Linked DNA regions of Homo sapiens: region 1 is linked to region 2. A link is a loop called in an ENCODE intact Hi-C map of the cell type or tissue named here. Cell type or tissue: dorsolateral prefrontal cortex. All regions are shown on one strand.

The links. A loop is a pair of places that touch in the nucleus more often than their neighbours do. Peaks named below come from ENCODE experiments on the same cell type or tissue, not always from the same donor. Only the 100,000 strongest peaks of a DNase experiment are listed, where the experiment ranks them.
Region 1: a loop joins it to region 2, with 3 times the contacts of the local background. A loop is called at or near these places in 7 of 110 quality-filtered maps.

Annotation. Positions count from the first base shown.
Region 1 is chr15:29,067,483-29,072,482 of GRCh38, reverse strand. The region is part of intron 4 of APBA2 (amyloid beta precursor protein binding family A member 2); the gene reads right to left. Among named protein-coding and RNA genes, the nearest start is that of APBA2, 180 kb to the right of the region's middle. In dorsolateral prefrontal cortex, CTCF peaks have their summits at 2,259 and 2,471 (motif pointing right); DNase peaks (open chromatin) are centred at 572, 722, 1,052 and 1,782; H3K4me3 peaks cover 2,413 bases; H3K27ac peaks cover 5,000 bases.
Region 2 is chr15:28,987,242-28,992,241 of GRCh38, reverse strand. All of the region lies in intron 2 of APBA2 (amyloid beta precursor protein binding family A member 2), which reads right to left. Among named protein-coding and RNA genes, the nearest start is that of APBA2, 100 kb to the right of the region's middle. RefSeq lists enhancers at 327-826, 827-1,328. In dorsolateral prefrontal cortex, CTCF peaks have their summits at 2,573 and 2,772; DNase peaks (open chromatin) are centred at 261 and 2,651; H3K4me3 peaks cover 765 bases; H3K27ac peaks cover 5,000 bases.

The DNA of each region.
Region 1 (5,000 bases), 80 kb before region 2:
GAACACCAAGCAAAAGCTTCCAAAGGATGCAACAAGAGAATCTCGCCTCAGATGCCGCTCACATTCTCCTAAAGTAAACCTTATTTGGGACATCCCCCAGAGAGCTCTGTTGAGGACACTTTGCTATTTCAAGGTGCACATAGCACACGTCGGTATTTTACCCACTTGTCTGAAAGTTCCCCAACACAGTGCCCTTCTGCATGGACTTGGGTTCCTGGAGGCCTTCCCTGCCTTACTAGTTGCTGGACAGGTGCTGGTCATCTCCAAAAAAACCCCAAAGAAATCAACCAGCCCACCAGCAAATGAAATCAGGTTAACAACATCCCTCCTGCAAGCTGGGCGGGATTTAATTTGTCAGGCAGAGGGAGCGCCACAGATGTAGGGCGACAGACTCTCATCAGGCGGCCAGATAAGTCAGGGGTTGGGGGACACAACAGGGGCTGCATCCACCACGGGTTAGGGCTGGGCCAGCCACTGTACCTTCATGCAACTTCAAGCCAGGGCTCAAGGCTTGGCTGGGGACACAGACTGATGGCTGCACCCCCATGCCCTACCCATGGGACTCCCCAGTACGGAGGCCATAGTATGGGGTGTCCACGGGCAACACAAGGTTGTCTCTAGGGGTGACCTTTCCTCCATAACAGCGTTTCCTCTATCTCCCTCCCAAGCGGGTGTCCACTTGTCACCATGACAACCACATCTCACAATAAACAGCCAGGGTTACTTTCCAAAGAGGCAGGAGGGTGGGCTTGTGATGCTTCTCCTTGGGAGAGCCCATCTGGTGCTCTAATTTCCATCTCAGGGGTGGCGGGGTTGGGGGGCTGGCAGCATCTGAAATTCACACAGTGGGAGGCCCACATGGATTTGGGGCTCCAGGCATCCTAGATAAAGATACTATTTAAATCCTGTTATGCCCTCCCCAAAGTACAGCAGCCAGCCACCCCTCAAAACAAGATGCCAGCCAGGGTCGCCTCAACTCCCTACAGCCAACAGAGGACACGGGGTCCCATCTGTCGCTGAGTAACTGTAGTGGGGCCTGAAACCCACATCAGCCATCACTCGGAGAAGGCGGCAGGCACAGCATGAGAATCAGCGTGTGTCCCCGGAGCTCTGAGGACAGAAAATTAATGTGTGGTGTGGCACAGACTCTTCACAGCACACGGGACTCAGGGGCAACTGTTCAGCACAGAGATAAATGCTTGTAATAAAAATACACTAATGCCAATAAATCTTTCTAATAAACACCTTGGCTCCAGGTGGTGAAACTAAAGCTTGGATTTTAAAAAGTGTCAATTCTCATTTTGCCTGCTTGATGAAACTGAAAGTACAGCAATATAATCACATTGCTTTGGATGAAACAACACCAAACTAGTGCACACTCACTCCGCTCAGGCCATCGTCAACATAGTCAGGATGCTTCCAAGCACTCTCTGGAATGACAGCCATGTCAGGAGCTGAGGTTAGGGATAGAGGGCATCAGTGGAAAGCCAGGCTAGCCACAGCCATCCCCAGTGGCCTGTGAAAATTCTCCCAAACGTAACCCTGTGACAGAGAAGTCCTGGGCGGACGAATGACTCCGTTAGATGACAATCTTCTCTGGGAATCCCTTCACGGCTCCTGTTTTCAAAAGAGGCGATCATCCCTACTCATCTGATATTTCAACAGGGACTTCTTCCTCCACCCAGCTCAGAAGGGGCGGCCGAGACCCGCTACAGCACCAGAACTCCAAGCAGGAGCAGTGAGAGCATGACCCCCTGGTCAGATGGAAGGTCTCACTCAGCAGCACAGAGGAAGGTCTCACTCAGCAGCGTGGACGTCTTCTTTCAGACGCCCTTGGATCCGTCCCCTGACATCTGCGTGGCTCAGAAAACATTACGGTATTGTTCTTTTCCTTCCACTCCTCTTTACAATTCAGGTCACTCCTGTGATGTTTATCTTGAGGAGAATGGAAGCTTGGATAGAGTATTTGTTCTTATAATAGTTACTCCCCTGGGGGAGATCATATCTTTTCAAAGCGGATCTGTGGCTTAAAAGTATCACGACAAGACACACTGGGAAAAACAGCCAGTCAGTCTGTACTTACAAATCTCTAGGCAGGCCTGTGAATGGGAGGAGGAAGGGGAGTCCCTCCTGCATCCCGGTATCCAGACATCTCATGGAACATATTTATACTAAAAAATTATTCGCTATCTACCTGAAATACAACTTATTTTTTCAATTGCTTATTATGGTAAAATACACATACAATAAAATATACTATCTTAACCATTTTTGAGTGTACAGTTCAGTGTTATTAAATTCATAATGTTGTACAACCCTCACCACTATAAGTTTTTTCATCTTGAAAAACCAAAATCCTATACCCGTCTAAATTCGAATGTAACTGGGTACCCTATACTGTTATTTGCTGAGTCCATCAGCTCTAGGGGGCAGACAGGCTGATAGCACACTCTGGCCTGGCTTTATTCTCCGTGCTTGGTCTGCTGAAATCTCTCCTCCATCACCGACCACTGGGGCCACCTGCACACGTCCTCCACTTCATTGTTCACTGTCTCTTCACAGAGCCCTGTAAAGGGCAGGCAGTGGATGGCTGTGTCCAGTGCAGCATTTCAGAACAGAATCATATTTATCTAAACTTGTCACTGCATTTTGAGGCTTTGTCAAGTACCATCCAAAGGTGGGCCCACATGGCCAGGCCTGAACAGGTGCCTGTTGTATGTCCCATATGGCACAGGGTAGCTCTTGCTAAGGACAGGACGATGCATGCAACAAAGACCCTGACCTAGGACAGCTCACCTTCCAATGTGGAGACAGAACCCAGTGATCCTGCCAGCCTCAGACCCTCCACAGGATGAGCCAGGGTATAAACAGACACACACATGAACAAAAGCAGGCCCTGGGAGATCAGGCCAGAGGAGCTGAAGCGGTGAGGCCAGAGACCAAACCATCAAGGTGACAGGGCTGCTTAATTTTTTTCCTTTGAAAGTAATCAGAACCCTCATGCATTGCTGGTGAAAATGTAAAATGTTCTGTCACTGTGGAAAACATCTGTGGTTCCTAAAAACGGTAAACACTGAATAACCACATGACCCAGGAATTCCACTCCTAGTGATACACCCAAAAGAGCTGAAAGCAAGTGTCTACACAAAAGCTTGTACACATATGGTCACAGTGGCACTATTCACATTAATCATGCGGTAGAAACAACTCAAATGTCCATCAGTGGATGAGTGGATTAATAAAATGTAAAATAGCCATTCAGTGGAATATCATTCAGCCACAAAAATGAACAAAGTACTGACACACACTACAACAGGGATGAACCCTGAAAACATGATGATGAAATAAGCCAGACACTAAAGGGCACATATTGTCTGATCCTATCTTTATGGAATATCCGGAATAGACAAATCCAAAGTGAGAGAAAACAGATTTTTCACTGTGGGGGCTGGGGGCGGAGGGAAGAATGGGGAGTGACTGCTTAATAAATACAGGGTCTCCTCTGGGGGCAGCGAAAATGTTCTGGAACTAAAGAGCAGAGGTGGTTGCACAACATTGTGATAAATGCCACTGAATTGTACACTTTAAAATGGTAAACTTTATGTTACGTGTGTATTACTACAGTTTAAAAATAATAGGAGAAGCAAGAGTAAAGAGAGCCCTCTAAGGGTCTCAAACATACTGCCCTGTGAGAGCCCCTTCACCTAAGCTCTACGGAGGTCATCCGCCAGCTTGTACTGAGCTAACCCTCCAGTGACTGACACCCAGGCAAAGTGGGAGATGGTCCAGGGGAGGGGGTGGGTCATCCAGGCAGCAGAGGCAGCTGTCCATCAACCACTGACAGCCCCTTCTCCTGGTCACCTGCACCTGCCTCACATACCAGGTGCCATTCTGTGTCCATTTGTGGGGAAGGTGGGAGCTCCGCCCATCCTTCCCCCACAAGAGGGCTGTGATCCACCTGGCACTCTGCTGCAGTAGACCCTGCGCTGACCAAGCTAAGCAGACAGTGCCCCTTTCTGCAGGGCTGAGACCGGCCCAGGGAGAGTCACCCACCAGTGCTGCGGAACTAGGGAGAATTCCATTTGGTTTTGTTCAACTCTCAAATGAGAAAATCTTCATCAACCCTTTCTAATACCATTGCTTAGGGGCCAGCATGGCTGCTTCTGCCACTGGTTCTACACATTTGCTGCAAACATCCGCAATTTTTCCATCCTGCTAACTTAAAAGCAAGAAGCCCTGTGTGCACAGTTTAACGACAGCAACCTACTGGGGCTAAAATTCAATCGCGTGACTTTATCAGAGGCTCAAGCTTGCAGTTCTCCCAGAAGGCTTGACCTGTGACCTCCCCTGTGGCCTCCACACTTGGCCTCGAGCCCTGCACACATTCTGAGAAAACTAGCTTGACATCTGAAAAATGAATGTAACGATGGTGCCCAAGCCAAAAGGAAATTGAATGACCAGTAGTAAGTCGATGTTAGACTTTGGTTTCCAGAGAGCATTTTCTACAGTATTTAACTTCCACTAATTTATGTAGGCCACATCTCTGTTCTCCTAATACGAGGAGTCCACAGTTCCAGTCAATAAGATTAGTCTTAATAAGAAAAAAACTTAGTCTCAATGGAACTGCCTAAGGCTACAGACATTAAAACAAAGCCCTACAACTCATAATTTGAAAAACAAGTTTCACCAGATGATCTATAAAGAAGGTACCAATGATCCAGTTAACTTTACTAAATCTACCTGTCTGCTTTTAGGAATATACACAGTAGAATATCTGGGATATTTAAACTTGTGGAAAAGGCGAGAGGATGGCAGAAATAGCTGTTATTTGATGGTGGATTTAACGATATATGTTTATTTTAATGACACTCACAAGGCATGACCACAATCACTTTACCATAAGCCACAGCCTGTGGGATCTGTTCCTTCCACTCCTGCCAAGGCGGGATCATGACCCATACAAGACCTAGGAGAGAAGGGGAGGCTCCCCTACTCCCACT
Region 2 (5,000 bases):
CCCAAATGGCTGGGGAGGGAGCCCGAGACAGGAAGCCGCTTAGGCTAAGAGAAACTTGACGGAACCCCAATAGGGCAGCTCATGTGAGCGTCCCCTCCAAAGCAGGGGACACCAGCCCTGGAGCCAGAAAGGCACATGAGTGGAAGAATGGGTGAAGGAACCCATCTCCCTAAGCATTTTCTTAGCAAAGCTAAGGCAACACTCACAACATCACAGACTCCCAGACCTGGAAGCTGTCCCGGGAAGGCACAATCACACTCCTTCCTCTAGCTGGCCCCAGAGCTATGGCTGCATTTCCCAGAGTGAAATGGGCAACGCTGCACTTGCTAAGGGGCTGGCACTCGGCACACAGGTTTGGGAAACTCTGGTGCACTGTGCCTGGGTTGTAGAGCAAGTGGAATCTGGTGAACAATAATAACCCGAAGGCAGTGACATACTTGTTGACAGGAGGCTCTGGCCACACTGAGCAGAGGCCCTGGGATGGGTTGGAAGGGGTCTGTGCTGAGCACCATGGTCAGCAGGATGGGGGAGGCATCAGGGTGCATCAAAGACAGAGCGTCGCCCCAGTGCCAGCTCGACCTGGCTCCTCCTGGTACCAGCCTAATGGCTGCAGCCCATACTGAAAGGCAGGTATCCCCCAGACTGATCAGCGCCATCTCATGAGGGAAAGCTTGTAATGGGGGTTCACACTCACATGGCCTTCGTGGGCTGGCTGGGCTGCCAGTGAACTCACCTGCAAGGGGCGGCCTCACAGTGGGGCCGGGCAGCTGGCAGAGCTCAACACCTGGCACAAGGTGAGCTCCGGCACAAGGTGAGCTCCGGCACAAGGACGCCTCCTGCGGCCCGGCCCTGTAGCTCAGCCAAGCTGCCGCAAGAGCAAGAGGGATGCAGTGAGATGGCGGTGTCCCCACAGCTGTGGCTGGAATCCCAGAACACCCAGGATGGGACTGGGGACATGGGGGATGGATGCGCCCCCAGACCAGGAGAGACGTTTTTACTGTGGGGCTTAGGGAGTTGTCTGTTGCTTCCTGATGGGACACACAGAGATGGTGCTGAGACAGGCAGAGGAGGGCCCTTGGGGTGGATACCAAAGTGCTCTTTACAAGTAAAATGTTTAAATTCTGAATAACTGAGTCCCTAGGCTGGCTGCAATGTAAAGGACTCCAATGCCATAACTCTTATTTATAAACACGAGCATGTATTATTTTTCTCCTGGGCAAGAAGCTGAGCCTTTAGAATAGAAAGCTCAAACCTCAAGACTCTCATTTGTGCAAATGTTTTGAGAACAAACTGGATTAAAAGTTAAGTCTTCAAGAGTCTAACTTCCAGAAACAATTGTTTTGTTTGGGAAGGTGGCCTGTAAACACGGCATTAAAATTACTTAGTAATAATGTACAAATTGCTATCATGAAAATGGTCACAGAGCTCTGTTCTTGGAAACTTACCTTGAAGTCTAGTACTGACGGGCCACATGTGATGAGTAACATTCTGCCCCCATGTCCTCACTTTTTATTCCAGATTTGAATTGGGAGACTCTTCATGGGTGATTAGTTCACCCACTGGGGACCAATTCTTTCAAGGAGACCACAGGGCTCACAAAGCCAAAGGCAGAGTTGGGAGTGCAGATATAGAGTATCTCAGCCTGTTTCCAGACTCACAGATGTTATCTAAAACCAAACTGGCTTTTAGAGCTCAGAAATTTGCCCTCAGGACAAATGTTCAATATATCTGACTTTATCGCTTTTTACACATTTGCTTTTATGTAAAGTTATCTGAGGCTCACTTAAATAAACCCAGGAGCTCCTTGCAGTGGGGCTGAGCTGACTTGTTCTTTTTTTTTTTTTTTTTTAAGACGGAGTTTCCGTTGCCCAGGCTGGAGTGCAGCTCACTGCAACCTCTCCCACCCCGGGTTCAAGCAATTCTCCCGCCTCAGCCTCCCGAGTAGCTGGGATTACAGGCATATGCCACCACAACAGGTTAATTTTTGTATTTTTAGTAAAGACGCAGTTTCGCCACGTTGGCCAGGCTGGTCTTGAACTCCTGACCTCAGGTGATCCACCCGCCTCAGCCTCCCAAAGTGCCCACCGCGCCCAGCGGAGCTAACTTCTTCTGTGTAGGGTTGACACTAAACGTGCCCTCTTCCCCCTGGCCTGTAATCTTCAGTAAGTCCGTCCTTGTGCAGCCCACAGCATCAGGTAGACAGGAACACAGTTCCCCGCGCCCTTCTCAGCAGGGCTCTGACACGGCTCTCCAGTGATTCTCGATACTAAACTGACCTTGTTTTCTGCAATTCCTTCCTGGCTTTGAGAAATCAGGGAACAGTGTGACACTGAGGTATTAAGAACTGGAACTTGGTGCCAAGACAGCCCACGTCCCAGGATGGACCCTGATGCCCACTGCAGGCCAGGATGAAGGGGAAGAGAAGGTCTGCAGGCAGCTTAGCCACGTCTACGTCTGACCCCAGGGAGTGCGGAGACAAGCAGAGGGTGTACACAGCCCGCCAAGGCCGCCTCTGCTGGCTTGCCTCCTCGTCATTGTTCTCTCCTAAGCAAATGAGGCTTCTATTTTTGCTGTGAGGAGCCTGATGCCTTCCAATTCCCAGGCACCCCCTGGAGCGGGGATGGGATTTCGTTTTCCGTTCAGGCAGCTCAGGGATGGAAGCAGGGCCACCCAGGAGACCGGGAGCCAGAGTGAAGCAGCATCTGCCAATCTTCTCAGACACATCTGAGCTCCAGCTCTGGCCATGGTGACGCCTGTGCATACAGCCCCGTGTGGCCACACAGGGCCCAGCACACTAGGTTGCATTAGTCTATCTTGTGCTTACTATGACAGGCACTAACTGATTCACAGATACGAACCTGCGCATCCTCCCAGGCCCACCGTGGGGAGCCATCATCCCATTTTGCAGATGAGGACACTGAGGCATACACAGACTAAGCCTAAGGCCACACAGGAAGTGTTGAAGCTGGGATTTAACCCTGGCAATGTGGCCCCAGAATCCACACTCTTAGCTTCTACATTATGTTAGAAGGAAGAAAAGAAAAAAGATATTTATGGTACATAAACTCAACAACGGATCAGATTGATCAATAAGAAAACAGAAAAAAAGGTGCAAAAGATATGGCCAGTCATTCACAGAATACCAAATATATGAAAAAATATATATGTGAAAATAGATACATGGAAAGATGTTAGCCTCACTGGCACGCAGGGAAATGCAAATTAATACCTCATGTAGACAGCACTTTCACGCATTAGACAAAAATGTAAAATGTCTGACAACACCAAGTGCTGTCAAGAAAAAGGAGAAGAGGAAACTCATACGCTGTCAGTGGGACCACTCATGAGGACACCCACACACTTTGGAATAAAATTTAGCTGTTTCTAGTACGTTTGAAGATTACTGTACTCTCTCCCATAGCAATTCCAATCCTTGCTAAATATACTGACAAATCCAGCTCACGTTCACAGAGAGACACATACCTGAGTACTCAAGACAACCTTGTTTGTAGCAGCAAGTCACAGGAACCCAACTAAGCATCCATCAATGGAGAACGACAAATAGTCTTATGTTTGTACAATGCAATACCACACAGCAGTGAAAATGCATGAAATACAGCCACCTGTTTTCACATGGATGAATCTCACAAACATAATGTTAAGCAAAAAAGGCACACTGGATGGGCGCGGTGGCTCAGGCCTGCAATCCTAGCATTTTGGGAGGCCAAGGTAGGCGGATCACTTGAGGCCAGGAGTTCGAGACCAGCCTGGCCAACATGGCGAAACCTCGTCTCTACCAAAAATACAAAAATTAGCTGTGTGCAGTGGCGGGCGCCTGTAATCCCAGCTACTCGGGAAGCTGAGGTAGGAGAATCGCTTGAACCCAGGAGGTGGAGCTTGCCGTGAGCCGAGATCACGCCACTGCACTCCAGCCTGGGCAACAGAGCAAGACTCCATCTCAAAAAAAAAAAAAGGCACACTACAGAAAAAAATACAAGGTGATATCATTTACATAACGCTTACAGACAAAATGCAGAACTAACAGGGATAGAAATACTTATACATGTACTAGGCCATAAACAAGGATCAAACTTCAACAGTAGTTACCTCTGTGTGAAAGACAAGATGCAACTGGGGAGGGGCTCTAGCTGCAATGGTGTTATGATGCTTTAAAATACATCCACAGGCTGGGCATGGTGGCTCATGCCTGTAATCCCAGCACTTTGGGAGGCTGAGGCGGGCAGACCACTTGAGGTCAGGAATTCGAGACCAGCCTGGCCAACATAGTGAAACCCTGCCTTATTAAAAATACCCAAATTAGCCAGGTGTGGTGGTGTGTGCCTGTAAATTCCAGCTACTTGGGAGGCTGAGGCAGAAGAATCACTTGAACCTGGCAGGCGGAGGTTGCGGTGAGCTGAGATCACATCACTGCACTCCAGCCTGGGTGACAGAGTGGTGAGACTCCATCTCAAAAAAAAAAAAAAAAGAATATATATATATATATATATATATCTCTCTCCACATATTCTTTGACACTCCCTTCAAAGAGTGGAACCTAATTCCTTTCTCTTTGAGTGTGGCCTGAATTTAGTGACTTGCTTCTAGTGAACAGACATAAGCAGAAATGACAGTGTATGACTAATGAGACCAGGTCATAAAAGGCACAGCGGCTTCCTCTCTACTCTCTCTATACTCTCTCTTGAATCACTGAGGCTGGGGGAATCCGCCTGCCATGTTGTGAGGACACTCAAGCAGCTCTGTGGAAAGGTCTATATGGCAAAGAACTGAGCCCTCTTGCCAGCCAACAGCCAGGTGAAGTCGATCTTGGACGTGGATCCTCCTGCCCCAGTCAAGCCTTCAGGTGCCCCAGCTCACATCTTTCCCCTCCACTAGAACCACCCAGCTCAGCTGCTTCCATATTCCTGGCCCACAGACTATGTGTGAGATAATAAATGTTTACTGTTTTATACCACTAAGTGTTGGCATAATATGTTACACAG